Regions from separate parts of the Homo sapiens genome. Here region 1 is linked to region 2. Evidence: chromatin loops called from intact Hi-C (ENCODE). Cell type or tissue: Caco-2. All regions are shown on one strand. Each heading gives the region's core, and the rest is flanking DNA. Links, peaks and the distances in the headings are about the cores only.

Region 1 (10,184 bases), core at 2,738-7,737, 130 kb after region 2:
TCAGGCTCATGTGGGCCTGTGGAGAGCCATGCCTGGGGTGGCAGATCTGGGGCCAAGATGCTCGACCTTGCTCTGTGAGTAGTGAGGTCCCGCGAAGGCAAAGGCTTTCAGCAGCCTGTAACAGGGTCAGATTTGCATTTTCCAAAGTTCCTCCTGATCCCCTGGGCTTTTTGGGAAAATGAAATGTAGTTTTCTAGTTTCCCTCCCAGGCTATGATCTCGAGTCCCTTCTGACTGAAAATACCCCGTAGATGTCCTTGGACTGGGACTCTTGAGTGGCAGAGAAACTGAGGCCAAGAGAGGAAGGTGCGTGTCCTAGATCACCCATGAGCTGCTAGCAGGGGTAGTTGAAGAGTCCTGCCTCCCTGCACCCCACCTTCCTGGCACCAGATAAAGGGCCCCTGGTGCCCTTGACCTCAGTCCCAAGAGCTGTAACAGAATCTCTGGCCCTGTACTGACTCTCTGGAAGGCCCAGGAGCCTCCTGGCCTGGCCACAAGAGTTCTGCCTCTTGGGCCCCCTCTCCCACGCCTTCCTCTCTTCCTTTGTCAAGTAGGTGGGGAGGGAGGCCTTGGCCTCAAAGGGCCTTTGTGAGGCCTTGGCTGTGGGGAGGAGGGCTGGGCACTCGAGCTCTTCGCCCTCCTCCCACTCCATCCCCTGGCTACCCCCGTCCTGACTCCCTCCTGCCCTCTGGCCATTGCCCAGACATTTTAGGTCCGTGGCTCCGAAAAGAGGCTGGTGAGGCCTGGCGGGAGCAGGCTGGGCTTGCTGCGGTGAGAGGAGGAGACGCCAGGTTGGCCCGCTTGGTACTCTCCTGCTGCGTGACCCAGGGGAGTCAGCTGCCCTTTCTGAGCCCCTTTCCTTGTGGGTTCAGGAGCCATGCCACACCTCCTCCTCTCGTTGCCTTCCTCGCTGGCTCACTTGGTGCCCTGCCCTTTCTAGACACGCAGAGCTGCCCTGCCCTGGATGTGGGGGCAGGTGACAGAGAGCGTATGGTGGCTGGTGTTCAGAGAGCTGTGTGAGTGGGGCCCAAGGGGCAGCAGTGATGGGGACTCAGACCAGGCTGGGGTGGATGGTCCACGGCACTGCCTGGATTTCCTAAACCATGTGTGTAGGCACTGCCTACTGGCTAGCCACAAGCCTGCAGGACAGGCAGCCCCTGCCCCACTAACGGGATGGGAGGTTTGTGGAGCAGGAAGTCAAGCAGGCTTGGCTCAGCTTGCTTGGCGGGCCCAGCCCAGTGGGTTATCATTAACGCCCAGCTGCTTGCCAGTGAGAGGGAACTTTGGCCTCAGGCAGCCTTGTTTCGATGGAGTCTTACCTGTGACCGCCTGTTTACAAATGAGAAGTCGTGCTGCATGCCCGTCCATCCCCTCCAGCTCCTTCTCTGAGTTGGTCCTTATAGTGGCTGCTCTGTTCTTAGAGGGTCTCCTCAGCCAGCCTCCCAGCCTCGCTGCCTCTCAAATGGAATGCAGAGGCTAGTTTTTGAGCCACAGTGAACTTGGCTGCAGCCTTGGCCCTACCTTACTAGAAGTGTGACCTTGAACAAGTCACTCCTGCTTGGGCCTCAGTTTCCTCATCTGTAATTGGGGAAGGATAATTCTTGCTGGTCACAGTTTCTGGAAACCGAAATGACTTGAGGTATCTGTGGTGTCATACACATGGGAGGCAGGTGACAAACTGGTTCCCCTCTCTTGCTCGTCTTCTCCTTGGCAACTTTTTGTTGGGGACCTAGAGCCACCTTGGTTGGGACATCCCATCTCCTATTGACTCTGCAGGTGGGACCAGGCCTTGTCCTCTTGGGTGCCGACCTGGGCACCTGCCTTCAGCCCACACCCTTCACCCACAGGCTCGCTATGTTTTTGTTCTTTCCAGTACAGTGGCCATTCGCTGGCCCCTCACAGGCCTGGCTGGGGAGATGCACGGAGAATGGAGAATGTCCCCAGGCCTGGGAGCTCAGGGTGTCCGTCCTCCTCGCTCAGGGCCCGGGACCTGGTAGGCGGCCTCCTGTCACCCTGTGGGGGCAACATCCCCTCATCCAGCATGCTGTCTCTCCCACATCTGGGTATGAGCCTGGAGGTCCTTTGGTGGAATGCACAGGGGACAAGGTGGGGTGGGGGAGGGGGACTAATGAACAGACACTGGTTTTGGAACCTGCAGAATTCCCCTAGTGCAGTCTCGGGGGCCCCAGCCTCAGCCCAGTCCCGGGGACTCTTGCCCATCAAGCCATTTCCTGGAGATGGCCCTACTCCTCGGCTCCCTGAACATAAGGCCTTTTCGTGCCACAGAACAGTCAGTTTGCAGCAAGGCCTGGCAGCGGGGGCACACCCAGCCGAACTGCCCAGGAATGACCCCCTTCTGGGCATGTGCTCAGAGATGGGGTTCAGTGGGGTCAGGGAGAGCTTTCAGAGGCCTTGAAGGGTGCGGACTGCCATGGAGGAGAAGGAGGTAGGGCTGGGGGAGGGCAAGTCTTCTGCAGAGGGGATGGGCTGTAGGCTACAACTCCCTTTCCAGTCCCAGATGGAAGTCCCGTGTCCTTCCCAGACCTGTTTCCCACTGTCTAGTTCATTCATTCTGTGATCCTAGATTCCAGGAGGGTGGTGACTAGGGTGAAGCTGGATGGACAAAGAGTGGGGGAGGAGGACGGATGTGGAGGGAGCCTCTGCAGATATAGCCCAGGTGCCATGGATCCAGTCTGCTGCCTTGCCTTGCCTTGTACACCAGGAATAGAAACCTGAATTTCTTGTTGTGCCACGAAGGGAGAAGGGAGGTGGGCTGGGCTGTGGCCTGTCAGGTAGAGTTGGTCTAACAGGCTGGGATGGGCTGAGCAGGGGAGCGGTGACTGCAGGTGCAGAATGCTGTCCTAGAGCTGTGTTGCCTGGAGAAATGGTCAACCCCCAGCCCTCAGGGGTAGCCCCTGTACAGCCCAATCCTGTGCACCACTTTGTCCCCCCTCCCTCCCAGGGACCTGTCTGTAGCCCCAGTGGAACCTGCCAAGCTTTGCTAAGCCTAGAAGTGGGCAAAGTCAGGCCTGGGCCCTGCTTAGGAGCTCACAGGCTGGTGGTGGGGACCCTAAGGAAACCTAGAGAGTGTGGACAGGGATGGAAGGGAGCACAGGTGGCTGGCACCAGATAAAGGGCCCCTGGCACCCGAGGACCATTTCGGAGGCAGTGTCTGCCTCAGGACACTTCGGGTCCCCATTTCCCTCCTGAACCTCCCTGCTTACCAGCACTCTCCATGCCTGCTCTGCCAGCATCACTGCCTCCAGGCAGCCTCCTCTGTTTTCTCTCTGGCTCCTGCTGTCACAGCTCTGCTCACATGGGGGGTCAGGGCCTGGCTCCTTCTCAAGATCCCTGCCTGTGGGCAGAGACCTTCCCTGACTCACTCTATGACCTATGTCCAGCCAGTGGCCCAGGAAAAGTGGAAGGACAAACACTAGGCTTGAGAAGCCTGGCCCCATGGTGGCAGAGGTGAGGGCCTGGGCTTCCCCAAACCCTTGGTCTCATTGCTATCTAGTGAGACACCCCCTAAGCTGGGTTAGGACAGGTGCAGGGAGACAGGTGAAGGAAGGATGGCTTTGTCACCCATAAAACCTAGCCCACCTGAGACCAGCCTGGCCAACATAGTGAAACCCTGTCTCTACTAAAAATAGAAAAATTAGCTGGGTGTTGGTGGCAGGTGCCTGTAGTCCCAGCTACTCTAGAGGCTAAGGCAGGAGAATCGTTTGAACCCAGGAGGCGAAGGTTGCAGTGAGCCAAGATCGCACCATTGCATTCCAGCCTGGGCGACAGGGCAAGACTCCCATCTAAAAAAAACAAACAAAAACAAACAAACAAACAAAAAACCTAGTCTACCTGGAGACTGCAGCCAGACTGCCTGAATTTGAATCTCATTTCACCTCTTCTTGTGTGGCCCTGGGCAAGTGACTTAACCTTTCTGTGCCTTGGTTTCCTCATCCGTAAAAAGGGGATGCCAACAGTGCCCATCTCACAGGGTTGTTTTGCACAGTGCCTGCCACATAGCAGGTGCCCAGTCATTGTGAGATATTTCTATTATTGTTCCTTTACAGGTGCCCCAAGGTGGCCCCTGGATTCCAGAGCAGACTCCAGGTGCCACCAACCTCAGGTGGTTTCTGTTGGTTAGAGCTGGTGACCCTGAGCCTCTCCTGGCAGTGGGAACATGCCTGGCTGCCTTCCGCTCTGTCTGCTCCTTCCCAGGCTGCACGATTGCCCCCAGGTTCCTGCTCTGCCACAGCAAGTCAGGGTGATGGAATCTGGGAATCGTGACTCCCAAGCTCGGTCTGTCTCTCAAGGACTGGAGAAGTGTCTGGGGCCAGAGCCCTGATCTGGGGCCCAGATCTGGTTGGATCTGCACCTCGGGTCTGCCCCAGCTGTGGTGCTTAGTGTTGGGAGACCCTGGTTGGGAGCCCAGCAGACCTAGGGCATCCCATCGGATCCGTCCACTTACTTGCCTTGTCACCTTGGACATCACTGCGCTGTCCTGGGCTCAGCCTCCTCCTCTCTGGGATGGGGCAGTTGTGTGTCTGTCTTAGGACACTGGCTGGGAGGATCTGAAGTGGAGGGACACCTGAGTCACTTCCTGCTGTAAACCCTGGTGATGCCAGGTGGTAGCTGTTTCTCTTTCCATGGCATGATGTGGCTGGGGTCCTCCGTATATGGAAGCCCCTCTCCCTTCCCGGTCTTGCCTGCCCTCCTGGCCTCAGGGAACAGATGCTAAGTCATAGCTCCCTCTGGGTCAGAGGATGGGCTGGATGTGGGGTGTGGTCCAGGGCTGGGAGGGAAGACAGGAGGGCAGCGGGGAGGAGAGGGAAAGTCCCTTCTTCCTGCCTGTGCTTCCTGACGGGGTGCCGTTGGGGATGGATGAGACCAGGCGGCCTCACTGGGTTTCCTAGACCTGTGCTCTGCAGAAGCCGCCGTGCAGGTTGGCCGTGGTGCACCCTGTAGTGCCAACTGGAAGGAGGGGCCAGGTCTCAGGAGCTGCTCATGCCCTTGGGGGAATTCTAGCCCTTTCTCTGACCCTCTAAAACTCTGGTTCTTCCGGGCAGAGGGGACAGCAGGGTCCCCATCTTGGTGGGAACTAGGAGCCCTCTTCCCCATTCTCCCTTGCAACTGCTCTGCTCCACGATCTGTAGAGTCCCTACACAGCCCTGCTGGGATGACCATTTATCTCCTCTGCACAGGTGAGGCCCAAAGTTGCACAGCAGGGAGCAGACATTCAAATTCGGTCTTCCTGCCTCTGCCACCCTCTGCTGGCCGCCTGTGGTAGGACCGCAGAAGCTCTTGGGATGGAACTAGCTCAGGAGCGCCTGCTGGAGTGGAGGCAGGCAGAGGGCTGCTGCCATCTGCCCATGCTGTGTGGCGGGGACATGGTATTACACCTCCCTGGGCCTCAGTTTCCTTATCTGTAAAAGGGGATATTGCCCACTTCTCAGTGCCTTGGTGAGGATGGATTGTGGTGTCAGCAGGATGCCTGGTACATGAAAGGCATGTCTCAGTGTTTGCCTGTCCCCACCCTCCACCATACCCACAGCCACTGGGGAGCAGTGGCTTCCTCAGCTCAGTGAGGCGATGGGAGAGGAAGAGGGGCCTGCTCTGTTCCCTGGGCCAGGGCTAGGGATCAGGCCAGGCCCCACCCCCAGCTCAGGCCTTGGGGAGGGATGATTACAGCTGAGGGAACACAGGGTGAGCTGACCCTTCCTGGTTGCATCTCTTGGTGCTGGAGCCACCCATAGAGGTCTGGGCATAGCTTCCTAGCACCTGAAAATTGAAGGAGACTTTCATTCGCTTTGGGTCAGGCCCTGGGCTTGATACTTTACATACACTGATTCCTCCTCGCAAAGTAGAAATTATTGGCCATGCACATTGGCTCAAGCCTGTCATCCCAGCACTTTGGGAGGCTGAGGCGGGAAGATTGCTTGAGCTCAGGAGTTTGAGACCAGCCTGGGCAACATAGTGAGACCTCATCTCTACAAAAAATTTAAGAGTTAGCTGAGTGTGGTGTGTGGGCCTACGGTCCCAGCTATTCGTGAGGCTTAGGCCAGAGGATCGCTTGAGCCTAGGAGGTTGAGGCTGCAGTGAGCTGTGATTGTGACTGCACTCCAGTTTGGGTGACAGACGAGACCATGCCTCAAAAAGACAAAAACAAAAACAAAAAACCCCAAAATCCAACAACATAAAGAAATTGTTGTTTCTATTATATAAATCAGAAAGCCGAGGCTCAGAGAGCTCGCCAGATTGCCGATTGAGGAGCTGGAATTCAGTCTCCAGTCTGAAGCCAAAGCCCATGCTTTTCCCTTTCACAGCACTGCCTCAGGGGGCTTTTAAGGAAAATACCCCCACAGCAAGAAGAGGTGGAAAGCCCAGGCCAGAGCTCCTTGGGCAGGGTCAGGTGCAGAGGGCACCTGGTACTGGAGCCCCCCTGGGCTGCCTCTCTCTTGGCAGGCAGAGCAAGGGGCTTCCAGAAATTAGGAAGGGCTGAGCCTGAGAGCAGCCAGTTGCTCATGGATCATTCCCGGGTCAGCGGCTGCCCTGGCCGGATTCCCTGGCTGCGTCTCATGGAGCAGCCTCTTGGGCCGTGCCCACCAGTCTCTGTAGAAAATAAAAATGGAGGCTGGGCGCAGTGGCTTATGCCTGTAATTCCAGCACTTTGGGAGGCCGAGGCCAGCAGATCAGGAGTTTGAGACCAGCCTGGCCAACATGGAGAAACCCTGTCTCTACTAAAAATATAAAAATTAGCTGGGCGTGGTGGTGGGTGCCTGTAATCCCAGCTACTCAGGAAGGTGAGGCAGGAGAATTGCTTGAACCCAGGAGCTGGAGGTTGCAGTGAGCTGAGGTTGCACTACTGCATTCCATGCACTCCAGCCTGGGCAAAAGAGCGAGACTGTCTCTAAAGAAAAAAAGAAAGAAAAAAGGAAAAAAAGGAGTTTTTGCTCCACTTGAGCATTTGCTTGCTGTGTGCCTTTGACAAGTCACAGTCCATCTCTGAACCTCCATTCCTCGCCCATACAATGGAATGACAACTCCTCGCTCCTTGGGTGGCGTGAAGACCTGATGAGATTATGCGAGGCAAGTGCCATGCGGGGCCTGGCCCACCGCTCCCCACTGGCCCCTCGCTTTGTGCTCCCCAGCTGGGATATGGGTGTTTGTCCCATGCCCGCACCCCCACCCCACTTGAACCTGCTGTACCCCTGTGGGCTGGCGGGGGTGGGCACTCAGGCTGCTGGTGCTAGAGAAGGAAGGGAATGGAGCTCTTGCTGGTTAGGGAGGGGCGCAGCGGGTAGGAGGAAGGCAGTGCCCCGGGTCCAGCGCTCTGACGTCTTCCCACAGGTTCTTCATCAGCAAACCTTTAGCGGAAGAGCACTCTCTGGCCAGGAAGGGGAGAGGGCATCCCAGGCAGGACCGCGGGGTGGGGGGCAAGCGGGGAGCAGATGGGCCCTATGGGGCCCCAAGTCTGTGGTGGGAGGCAGGTGAATCACCATGCTGATGATCACACAGCAAGTCTGTGTCTGTCACGTCTGTGTCTGTCATGTCTCCTGCCATGGGGGGCATCCGCATGCTCCTCCGCCCCTCACGCTCTCTCCTCGCCTTCTCCGCAGGGCATCTGCGAGGACCCCCGCCTCTTTGTGGATGGCATCAGCTCCCACGACCTGCACCAGGGCCAGGTGGGCAACTGCTGGTTTGTGGCAGCCTGCTCGTCACTTGCCTCCCGGGAGTCGCTGTGGCAAAAGGTGAGGCCTCGGGCAGAGTGGGCAGGGTGCTGGGGAGTGTGAACGCAGCCTGTGGCCCTCACTGCCAGACAGGCGGAACCTGATTGTGGCAGATGAGACTTTCAAAAGCCTGTGCCAGGGATGGGGTGGGGGCCCCCAGTACTGGCCGAGCGTCGGAATTGCCATCCCTCACCCTTCAGCTGGGCACCCCCAGGGGCAGGTGCTGGGAATCCGTCAGGCTCCCAAGGTCATTCTGATGTGTCCCCCCCAACACTGTTGGGGACACTTGGCAGATTAATACACACCTGTGAAATGTGGAAGCTGTGTGCATCACATTTAGTGTGCAGACACCACTGATGGGGCTCAGGAGACCCCTGACAGACACAGACCTGCTGTGTGACTCAGCTGGTTGCTGTCCTCCTCTGGGCCTGACTTTTCCCAGTTGTTCAGCAAGGGTGGTTTGGTGATCCCCAGCTTCATGACTCCCAGTTCCAAGCTGCTGGTGTTCTGGACCAGGGCCAAAGGGTTTGGGTGGGAAAGAATGGGCTCTGGTCCTGCAACCCAACCTCCTATCCCAGCACAGTTCCAAGCTGCTGGTGTTCTGGACCAGGGCCAAAGGGTTTGGGTTGGAAAGAATAGGCTCTGGTCCTGCAACCCAACCTCCTATCCCAGCACTTGGCAGCAGGGCCTTAGATTCCGTGCACAGGAGGCAGGGAGGCTGGAGTGGAGGCAGACCCTGGCTCCCTGAAGAATTATTGGCAGGGACTGCAGGGGGACTCTGGTCATTGCCCCTTGCTCATCCCTGCCCTTCTGCCATCCCTTGGGAGGGGCTGGCAGTGGGGCTGAGGAGCACTGGACATCTGCATCTCCCAGGCTTGGCAGTGAGCCTCAGCACTTGGTAGCTTTGGAGCTGGCCTCAGGTTACTCATCAGCAAAATAAGGACAATCGGAGTAGCTGTCTCTCGGGGAGTGGTGAGGATAGGACCAGATGCTGCACTCAACATGCCTTGTGCGGCATCGTGCTTGGCCAAAGGTGGCTGTGCCTACCAGCATTATGATAATTAATATCATAGAACATACAGGTACTCCTGTGCAAGACAGAGTTTTTCCTCATCCTCTGAGGTATCCCTTGGCCATCAGAGGGAGCAGTGCCCTTGGGCAAGGCTGAGACTCTGGTAGGTGTCTTGCTCTTGAGTCTGCAGAACGGGGATGTGACCTCTCAAAGCCACTCCAGGGTGGGCATCCCTGGGGCCTAGCCCCAGTAGTCCTGCAGGGTAGGAGCAGCTGCCTGCTGTAGGGCCCCTGGGGCCTTGGCAGAGGCCATGGTTGCGGCGTGTGGATGTGGGTATTCGAGGGGCACCTGAGCCAGGAGGGCTTTCGAGAGCCACCCGTTGGCTCATTTCAATTCTACGCCTCAAGGCCCAGAGAGGGCTGGGGCCTGGTTCTGTGCTCTGGGTGTAGGGCCAGTCCTCACTCTCCAGCTTCCAGGCTCCCACCCCCTTCTCTGAGCTCAGAACAAGGTCCCCCTGCCTTAGAGCCCACCCCCCCACTAGATGAGGGCTCAGTCAGGGGCTGAAGGGGCACATGGGCATTCTGTAGGGCTGCCCCCCACCTCCCACTTTGCCCTGCAATTGCCTGTTTATCTTTCACCTCCCCCGTGAGGTGAGCTCCCCACAGGCAGAACTGGCCCAACGTATATGTCCCTGCTGAGCCCACTAGGGACCTGGAGTAGAGAAGGCTCAGGAGAGTTTTGGGAACAGAGCTCCTTTCCAAATTGTTGGACTCAGCTACCACCCAGCAGCCCCACGGTCGGCCTTGCTCCCCCAGACCTCCCAGGGCCTTGTGGTGCTGGGCCTGACTCCAGTCTCCCCAGGAGAGGCCATCTGTCTGGCCGTTTGTAGGTGGGAGCCTATGTGTCCTGCCCTGGGCTTGGGCCCAAGTGGTTCCTGGTGCAGCTCCACCTCTCAACAGTGAAGAACAGGCCCAGGACTGCAGGCAGGAGGCCTGTCATTGAGGCCTGTGTTTATCTGTGGGCCAAAGGTTCCTATTGCAGGGAGTTGGGGCACCTGGCCTGGCTGGTCTGGGAGGCTGCCAGGGCCAGGAGGCTGATCTCCTACAGCAGCTTGGGTCCCAGGGAGGCCAGGGCGGGTCTGGGCGCTCCTGGCTAATTGCACTTTGCCTCCTGTGCTGCTGTGGTGCTATGGGTCCCGGAAGGAGGCTCGGGGCCCTGCGGAGCTCATTACTGCGCCTTCCGTCCCTCGTCCCTGTTGACTGGGCTCTGTTTGTTGTCACCCCTCACTTTCTGGGCCTGTTGCCCTGCAGGGCCTCCTTGTTTTCTCCATGGAAGGGCAGTGGGGGGGCTGCCGAGCCTGAGCTGCACCCCTGCCCTCCCCACCTCACACTTGGGGATTCTGAGCCTCAGACACACTGAGCATCACATCCTCGACACACACGCCCCCAA
Region 2 (10,184 bases), core at 1,831-6,830:
AAAGAATTTCATGCTAATTTTTTTTCATTTGTTTAATTTCAGTGGTAGGAATGGGATCCTGGTGCTTCCACATGACTCTGAAATATGAAATGCAGGTTAGTAATGATGAAATTGACAAATGCTTATTTCTCTTAATTCAGAAGTACTTCAGATTTGAGAAAAGAGCACATAACTATGGCTAAAAGATGGGATTTGTAATCTCTGGAGTTTTTTACTTCAAGTCTGAGGATCCAAACTGACTAAGTGAAGTAAAGAAATAAGCAGGTGAGTCCATAAGGAAAACAAGTACAAATAGTATAGGGCTTTTTGACCATCTCTGTGCGGGCATATAAAATTGAGAGCAGCATTAGAGAGCAGAGTCACATGGGGACATCTTAAAAAGACATAATCAGTTCACCAGAACAATATATTCTTATTCTGAGATACCTGCATTCTTTCATGGCTGTATGGCATCCATTTGAATAGTCTGAGTCCCTCTATGTAGCAAGACTTTAAAGCAAGCTTGTCCAACCTGTGGGCCGCATGTGACCCAGGATGGCTTTGAATGCAGCCCAATACAAATTCATAAACTTTCTTAAAACATTATAAGGTTTTTTTTTGCAATTTATTTTTATTTTTATTTTTCATTTTTTTGAGTCAAAGTTTTGCTCTTATTGCCCAGGCTGGAGTGCAGTGGTGCAATCTTGGCTCACTGCAACCTCTGCCTCCCAGGTTCAAGCAATTCTCCTGCCTCAGCCTCCCAAGTAGCTAGGACTACAGGCACCCACCACCAAGCCCGGCTAATTTTTTATATTTTTAGTAGAGACGGGGTTTCAACATGTTGGCCAGGCTGGTCTCGAACTCCTGACCTCAGGTGATCCGCCTGCCTCAGCCTCCCAAAATGCTGAGATTACAAGCATGAGCCACCGCACCCGGCCGTTAGTGTTAATTTTATGTGTGGCTCAGGGAAGCCAAAAGATTGGACACCCCTGCAGAGCTAGCCAAGGATTTTTAGTTTCCATCCTTACTCTGAGGAGGGCATATATGTCAAGTCCTCAGTCTTTTGATCTCTTGATTTCCCATCACTAATCCAGAAACTTCTAGAACAGTAGTACAAGTAAAATCTGAGCTACATTTGTAATTTAAATTTTTCTAGTAGCTACATTGAAAAAAAGTACACAGAAATGGGTGAAAATAATAATATATTTTATTTGGCTGGGCGCGGTGGCTCATGCCTGTAATCCCAGCACTTTGAGAGGCGGAGGTGGGTGGATCACGAGGTCAGGAGATTGAGACCATCCTGGCCAACATGTGGAAACCCCGTCTCTACTAAAAATACAAAAATTAGCTGGGTGTGGTGGTGTGCACCTGTAATCCCAGCTACCCGGGAAGCTGAGACAGGAGAATCTCTTGAGCCTGGGAGGCGGAGATCGCAGTAAGCCAAGATCACGCCACTGCACTCCAGCCTGGCGACAGAGCAAGACTCTGTCTCAAATAATAATAATAATCATAATAAATTTTATTTAACCCAGTATATCTAAAATACTACTTCTCTCTCTATATATAATCAATATAAAAAATTATGAATAAAGTATTTCATATTCTTAAATCTGGTTATTATACCTGCAATATATTTTTAGTTCAGATTAGGCTTATTTCAAGTGCTCAGTAGCCACATTGGAGTGTCAAAACCTGAGTGTGGCTTATAGGATAGCCACATGGGGTGGGGACCATCCATCACAGAACTCTGGGACCTCAGCCAGTTAAAGAGAGTGTCAACATAGGGGGATAGTCCAGTGTAGGGTGTCAGAGCCTAACTAGGAGTGAGGAGGGTATTTGCACATCAAGGCAGCCCAGGGACAGTGTATTAGAGACCAGGGTTGAAAAGGTATCCATGCAAAGGGGACAGCTCAGTGCAGAATAAGAAGGGTGTCCTCCCAAGTTGGGGGGGTCATTTGACATGCGGTTGGAATCTGAGTGGGATGGAGAGAGTGCCACATAGTGGGGACAGCTTTGTGCCATGTTTTGGTACCCTGGGAAGGTGAGAGTGACTTCTACATGGCAGAGTGGCCCAGTGCAGGATCTGAGAGCACAAGCAGAGTCGAGAGGCTGTCTAAGTGGAGGTGCAGCAGCAGCCCAGCACCAAGTGTTGGAGCCTGAATTGAGTGAGAAGGGCATTGCTTGGGAAAAGGAGAGGTAGCAATGGAAGCCATGTTGCATACAGGGTAATTAATCAAATAAATAAATACATTAAGGAGAATGGGAGCCAGGTTTCTTACTGTTAGAGAACAAAAGTCGCAAATACGGAAAAGATGAAAACTAGAATGAGCTCTGTGGTGACAAACTGAAATTGGAGTTAACAGTGCAGACTCCTATGTTCAATACATACATATATAATAGACATAAATATAGATGTGAAAATATGTGATATGCATATGTATGTATTTTGTGTATATGTATACATACTTAAATATTTTAATACACATATATATACATACATTCTCAAGCTCTGTCCATGAGAGGATCTGGGAATGGGGAACTTCAAAGCCAAAGAATATACCTAGCATCCAGATCTTGTTTTCTAAAAATCATTCTTCTTTAAAAGGAACCAGGGCTGATTCCAAGGGCTGGGGCAGAAAAAAAAAAAAGGACAATATCAGCCTAGATCATCTTTTTATGCCAGAAAAAATGGAAAGGCTCAAAAAATTATGGGAATATGTCAAAAGGACACTGAAGCCAACTTGAAGAGGTTCCTGCTGGCCAAATATGGGGCAATTTGAGCATCAAAATAAATGGTAATGGGTTATAATAGTTATAATGTAACCCGATGAGTAATATGGGAAATCTGAGTCCATACTAGATAATAAATGATGTATTAAATGAAATAATACATGAGTATAAATAAATGAATAAAGAAAAAGTTTGATGTTAAAGAGTATATTTACATAGTTTCAAAGTACCTTTCCACAAAATACTTAAAAAGGGGAGAAAGAATACCTTTACAGTGGAGAAGCCAAGTGGGAAACACCTTAATCAAGCAACCTAATCATCACTAATGGGACAAATCAAAATTATATGTGTTAATGGAAAAACTAAACCCTGTCAAATATCTTTATTTTATTATTTTTAATTTTTATTATTATTATTTTTTGAGATGGAGTTTCACCCTTGTCACTTAGGCTGGCATGCAGTGGTGTAATCTTGGCTCACGGCAACCTCTGCCTCCCAGGTTCAAGTGATTCTCCTGCCTCAGCCTCCCGAGTAGCTGGGGTTACAGGCGTGCACCACCATGCCCAGCTAATTTTTTTTTTTTTTTTTTGAGATGGAGTCTCACTCTGTCGCCCAGAGTGACACTGGAATGTAGTGTGATCTCGGCTCACTGCAACCTCTGCCTCCCAGGTTCAAGCGATTCTCCTGCCTCAGCCTCCTGAGTAGCTGGGGTTATAAGCACCCGCCACCATGCCTCGCTAATTTTTGTATTTTTAGTAGAGACGGGGTTTCACCACATTGGCCAGGCTGGTCTTGAACTCTTGACCTCAGATGATCCACCCACCTGGCCTCCCAAAGTGCTGGGAATACAGGCGTGAGCCACTGTGCCTGGCCTGTCAAGTATTTTTTAAAGGTTTATTCTGAGCCAATATTAGTGACCATGGCATGGTGTGATACTGGTGGGCTGGGGGAAGTCCCCAAACAGCAGTGGACCTCTATCCTAGCCAATGTCTAGGCTCTTGGCACCATCACAAGAATGAATTCAAGGACAAGTCGAAAAATAATGAAAGTAAAGAAATTTATTGCAAAGAGTAAAAGTACACACTCAAGGGAGTGCAGGTGTACTTGAGAGAGTGTCATGCAGTGGGGTTTGGGGCTGCTACCTTTATGTGTTTCTCTAACCAAGGAATGGAATATTCATGAAAATTCCTGGAAAAAGGTAGAGATTTATCAGAACTGTGGTGCCACCCAATAGGTGTTCCTGGAACTGTCATAGTGAGGGAGAAGAAAAGGAAAAATTAGTTAGGTAAACGGTTAAGGCTGGTCCTTGGAAAAGCTGCCTGCCTGAAAAATCACAGCTACAGGCAAGATAGAGCAGCTTGGAGAAAAACTCAGACTGTAGAAGCTGCCTGCCTGAAAAATCGCAGCTACAGTGCACCTGCACAGATAAGCCACAGATAAGCAGGCAAGGCAGGAAAAGTCCAGCATAGAAGCCTTTTGCTCTTTGTATGATTAGCGAGCTCCCAGGAAGTTTCCTCCCCTTTTCAGACATGTACACAGTGGGCCCCATGGAAACTTGCAGAGGGAGGAGGGGGGCTTACTTTAAACAAAACCACAATTATACAAACAAAAAGTTTCACTTTATGCTTACCTAGAGACATACCCACAACTACATAAAGGGAAGTTATGCATAGATAAGTTTCTCAAACACTTACAGACATGAGAGCAGTTTCTTGTGAAAGCTTTTCAATTCAGCTTTTCTTCTTTTGCTTATTAAACTTTTCCTCCAACCTCATTCTTTGGGTCCACACTCCTTAATTTTCTTGAGACCACAAGCTCGGATAACACATTAGACAACGAGACCAGTGACCCTGACCTATTTCAATGGTGCTGCTGGGTTTGTGGTTTAGTATGTTAATGAGCATATAATGAGGTCCTAGGTGAAACCTCGGTCAAATCCAGTGACATGCTGGATCCAATCGGTCTTAGCCAGCTTGGTCCACACCCTGTTTTTCAGGATCTTACCAGCCCAAAGACTCTAAGTCATGTGAAATTGCTGCCTGGAATTTCTTCTCCACCCTGTATTATTCCTATCTCAGGACAATAGAGTCTCAAGAGGTCCTTTGATTTCCTTGTCATGTGATGCTATACCAAAGTCAGGTTGAAAAGTAAGCCACATTATGCTGCGTTAAGAAAAGAAACCTGGTCAAGTAGCCAAGATGGCCAAATAGGAACAGCTCCAGTCTACAACTCTCGGCGTTAGCGACACAGAAGACGGGTGACTTCTGCATTTCCAACTGAGGTACCGGGTTCATCTCACTGGGGAGTGCCGGACATTGGGTGCAGGTCAGTGGGTGCAGTGCATGTGCGTGAGCCAAAGCAGGGCGAGGCATCGCCTCACCCAGGAAGTGCAAGGGGTCAGGGAATTCCCTTTCCTAGTCAAAGAAAGGGGTGACCGATGGCACCTGGAAAATCAGGTCACTCCCACCCTAATACTGCACTTTCCCAATGGGCTTAACAAACCGCACACCAGGAGATTATATCCCGCACCTGGCTCGGAGGGTCCTACGCCCACGGAGCCTCTCTCACTGCTAGCACAGCAGTCTGAGATCAAATTGCAAGGCAGCAGTGAGGCTGGGGGAGGGGCGCCTGCCATTGCCGAGGCTTGAGTAGGTAAACAAAGCGGCCGGGAAGCTCGAACTGGATGAAGCCCACCACAGCTCAAGGAGGCCTGCCTGCCTCTATAGGCTCCACCTCTGGGGGCAGGGAACAGACAAACAAAAGGCAGCAGTAACCTCTGCAGACTTAAATGTCCCTGTCTGACAGCTTTGAAGAGAGTAGTGGTTCTCCCAGCATGAAGCTTGAGATCTGAGAACGGGCAGACTGCCTCCTCAAGTGGGTCCCTGACCCCCGAGTAGCCTAACTGGGAGGCACCCCCCAGTAGGGGTGGACTGACACCTCACACGGCTGGGTACTCTTCTGAGACAAAACTTCCAGAGGAATGATGAGGCAGCAGCATTTGCGGTTCACCAATATCCTCTGTTCTGCAGCCACCACTGCTGATACCCAGGCAAACAGGGTCTGAAGTGGACCTCCAGCAAACTCCAACAGACCTGCAGCTGAGGGTCCTGACTGTTAGAAGGACAACTAACAAACAGAAAGGACATCCACACCAAAAACCCATCTGTACGTCACCATCATCAAAGACCAAAGGTAGATAAAACCATGAAGATGGGAAAAAACAGAGCAGAAAAACTGGAAACTAAAAATCAGAGCGCCTGTCCTCCTCCAAAGGAATGCAGCTCCTCACCAGCAATGGAACAAAGCTGGACGGAGAATGACTTTGACAAGTTGAGAGAAGAAGGCTTCAGAAGATTAAACTACTCCAAGCTAAAGGAGGAAGTTCGAACCAATGGCAAAGAAGTTAAAAACCTTGAAAAAAAATAAGATGAATGGCTAACTAGAATAACCAATGCAGAGAGGTCCTTAAAGGACCTGATGGAGCTGAAAACCACGGCACGAGAACTACGTGACGAATGCACAAGCCTCAGTAGCTGATGCGATCAACTGGAAGAAAGGCTATCAGTGATGGAAGACGAAATGAATGAAATGAAGCCAGAAGAGAAGTTTAGAGAAAAAAGAATAAAAAGAAACGAACAAAGCCTCCAAGAAATATGGGACTGTGAAAAGACCAAATCTACGTCTGATTGTTGTACCTGAAAGTGACAGGGAGAATGGAACCAAGTTGGAAAACACTCTGCAGGATATTATCCAGGAGAACTTCCCCAATCTAGCAAGGCAGGCCAACATTCAAATTCAGGAAATACAAAGAATGCCACAAAGATACTCCTCGAGAGGAGCAACTCCAAGACACATAACTCTCAGATTCACGAAAGCTGAAATGAAGGAAAAAATGTTAAGGGCAGCCAGACAGAAAGGTAGGGTTACCCACAAAGGGAAGCCCATCAGACTAACAGCTGATCTCTCAGCAGAAACTCTACAAGCCAGAAGAGAGTGGGGGCCAATATTCAACATTCTTAAAGGAAAGAATTTTCAACACAGAATTTCATATCCAGCCAAACTAAGCTTCATAAGTGAAGGAGAAATAAAATCCTTTACAGACAAGCAAATGCTGAGAGATTTTGTCACCACCAGCCCTGCCCTAAAAGAGCTCCTGAAGGAAGCACTAAACATGGAAAGGAACAACCGGTACCAGCCACTGCAAAAACATGCCAAATTGTAAAGACCATCAAGGCTAGGAAGAAACTACATCAACTAACGAGCAAAATAACCAGCTAACATCATAATGACAGGATCAAATTCACACATAACAATATTAACCTTAAATGTAAATGGGCTAAATGCTCCAATTAAAAGACACAGGCTGGCAAATTGGATAAAGAGTCAAGACCCATCAGTGTGCTGTATTCAGGAGATCCATCTCATGTGCAGAGACACACATAGGCTCAAAATAAAGGGATGGAGGGAGATCTACCAAGCAAATGGAAAACAAAAAAAGGCAGGGGTTGCAATCCTAGTCTCTGATTAAACAGACTTTAAACCAACAAAGATCAAAAGAGACAAAGAAGGCCATTACATAATGGTAAAGGCATCAATTCAACAAGAAGAGCTAACTATCCTAAATATATATGCACCCAATACAGGAGCACCCAGATTCATAAAGCAAGTCCTTAGTGACCTACAAAGAGACTTAGACTCCCACACAATAATAATGGGAGACTTTAACACCCCACTGTCAACATTAGACAGATCAACGAGACAGAAAGTTAACAAGGATATCCAGGAATTGAACTCAGCTCTGCACCAAGCGGACCTCATAGACATCTACAGAACTCTCCACCCCAAATCAACAGAATATACATTCTTTTCAGCACCACACCACCCCTATTCCAAAATTGACCACATAGTTGGAAGTAAAGCACTCCTCAGCAAATGTAAAAGAACAAAGTATAACAAACTGTCTCTCAGACCACAGTGCAATCAAACTAGAACTCAGGATTAAGAAACTCACTCAAAACTGCTCAACTACATGGAAACTGAACAACCTGCTCCTGAATGACTACTGGGTACATAACGAAATGAAGGCAGAAATAAAGATGTTCTTTGAAACCAACGAGAACAAAGACACAACATACCAGAATCTCTGGAACACATTCAAAGCAGTGTGTAGAGGGAAATGTATAGCACTAAATGCCCACAAGAGAAAGCAGGAAAGATCTACAATTGACACCCTAACATCACAATTAAAAGAACTAGAGAAGCAAGAGCAAACACATTCAAAAGCTAGCAGAAGGCAAGAAATAACTAAAATCAGAGCAGAACTGAAGGAGATAAAGACACAAAAAACCCTTCAAAAAATCAAAGAATCCAGGAGCTGGTTTTTTGAAAAGATCAACAAAATTGATAGACCGCTAGCAAGACTAATAAAGAAGAAAAGAGAGAAGAATCAAATAGACACAATCAAAAATGATAAAGGGGATATCACCACCGATCCCACAGAAATACAAACTACCATCAGAGAATACTATAAACACCTCTATGCCAATAAACTAGAAAATCTAGAAGAAATGAATAAATTCCTTGACACATACACCCTCCCAAGACTAAACCAGGAAGAAGTTGAATCTCCGAATAGACCAATAACAGGCTCTGAAATTGAGGCAATAATTAATAGCTTACCAACCAAAAAGAGTCCAGGACCAGACGGATTCACAGCCGAATTCTACCAGAGGTACAAGGAGAAGCTGGTACCATTCCTTCTGAAACTATTCCAATCAATAGAAAAAGAGGGAATCCTCCCTAACTCATTTTATGAGGCCAGCATCATCCTGTTACCAAAGCCTGGCAGAGAATTTTAGACCAATATCCTTGATGAACATTGAGGCAAAAATCCTCAATAAAATACTGGCAAACCGAATCCAGCAGCACATCAAAAAACTTATCCACCATGATCAAGTGGGCTTCATCCCTGGGATGCAAGGCTGGTTCAACATAGGCAAATCAATAAACGTAATCCAGCATATAAACAGAACCAAAGACAAAAACCACATGGTTATCACAATAGATGCAGCAAAGGCCTTTGACAAAATTCAACAGCCCTTCGTGCTAAAAGCTCTCAATAAATTAGGTATTGATGGGACATATCTCAAAATAATAAGAGCTACTTATGACAAACCCACAGCCAATATCATACTGAATGGGCAAAAACTGGAAGCATTCCCTTTGAAAACTGGCACAAGACAGGGATGTCCTCTCTCACCACTCCTATTCAACATAGTGTTGGAAGTTCTGGCCAGGGCAATCAGGCAGGAGAAGGAAATAAAGGGCATTCAATTAGGAAAAGAGGAAGTCAAATTGTCCCTGTTTGCAGATGACATGATTGTATACCTAGAAAACCCCATCGTCTCAGCCCAAAATCTCCTTAGGCTGATAAGCAACTTCAGCAAAGTCTCAGGATACAAAATCAATGTGCAAAAATCACAAGCATTCTTATACACCAATAACAGACAAACAGAGAGCCAAATCATGAGTGAACTCCCATTCACAATTGCTTCAAAGAGAATAAAATACCTAGGAATCCAACTTACAAGGGATGTGAAGGACGTCTTCAAGGAGAACTACAAACCACTGCTCAAGGAAATAAAAGAGGATACAAACAAATGGAAGAACATTCCATGCTCATGGGTAGGAAGAATCAATATCGTGAAAATGGCCATACTGCCCAAGGTAATTTATAGATTGAATGCAATCCCCATCAAGCTACCAATGACTTTCTTCACAGAATTGGAAAAAATTACTTTAAAGTCCACATGGAACCAAAAAAGAGCCCGCATAGCCAAGTCAATCCTAAGCCAAAAGAACAAAGCTGGAGGCATCACTCTACCTGACTTCAAACTATACTACAAGGCTACAGTAACCAAAACAGCCTGGTACTGGTACCAAAACAGAGATATAGACCAATGGAACAGAACAGAGCCCTCAGAAATAATGCCACATATCTACAACTATCTGATCTTTGACAAACCTGAGAAAAACAAGAAATGGGGAAAGGATTCCTTATTTAATAAATGGTGCTGGGTAAACTGGCTAGCCATATGTAGAAAGCTGAAACTGGATCCCTTCTTTACACCTTATACAAAAATTAATTCAAGATGGATTAAAGACTTACATGTTAGACCTAAAACTATAAAAACCCTAGAAGAAAACCTAGGCAATACCATTCAGGACATAGGCATGGGCAAGGACTTCATGTCTAAAACACCAAAAGCAATGGCAACAAAAGCCAAAGTTGACAAATGGGATCTAATTAAACTGAAGAGCTTCTGCACAGCAAAAGAAACTACCATCAGAGTGAACAGGCAACCTACAGAATGGGAGAAAATTTTTGCAATCTACTCATCTGACAAAGGGCTAATATCCAGAATCTACAATGAACTCAAACAAATTTACAAGAAAAAAACAAACAACTCCATCAA

The links. Hi-C counts contacts between places; a loop is a spot of excess contacts. Peaks named below come from ENCODE experiments on the same cell type or tissue, not always from the same donor. Only the 100,000 strongest peaks of a DNase experiment are listed, where the experiment ranks them.
Region 1: it touches region 2 in a loop (8-fold over the local background); 1 of 110 quality-filtered maps calls a loop at or near these places.

What each region holds. Positions count from the first base shown.
Region 1 is chr11:77,086,070-77,096,253 of GRCh38, forward strand. It overlaps CAPN5 (calpain 5), which reads left to right. Exons shown (of 13, transcript NM_004055.5): 3 at 7,613-7,744. Among named protein-coding and RNA genes, the nearest start is that of OMP, 12 kb to the right of the region's middle. RefSeq lists an enhancer at 509-1,457. In Caco-2, for the core only: a CTCF peak has its summit at 5,282 (motif pointing left); DNase peaks (open chromatin) are centred at 2,763 and 5,272.
Region 2 is chr11:76,958,937-76,969,120 of GRCh38, forward strand. It overlaps ACER3 (alkaline ceramidase 3), which reads left to right. Exons shown (of 11, transcript NM_018367.7): 3 at 43-95. ACER3-AS1 (ACER antisense RNA 1) reads right to left here. Exons shown (of 3, transcript XR_007062792.1): 2 at 1-77. Among named protein-coding and RNA genes, the nearest start is that of B3GNT6, 70 kb to the right of the region's middle. RefSeq lists a silencer at 4,185-4,244 and an enhancer at 4,466-5,665. In Caco-2, for the core only: no CTCF peak of the experiment used is centred there; DNase peaks (open chromatin) are centred at 4,185 and 4,645.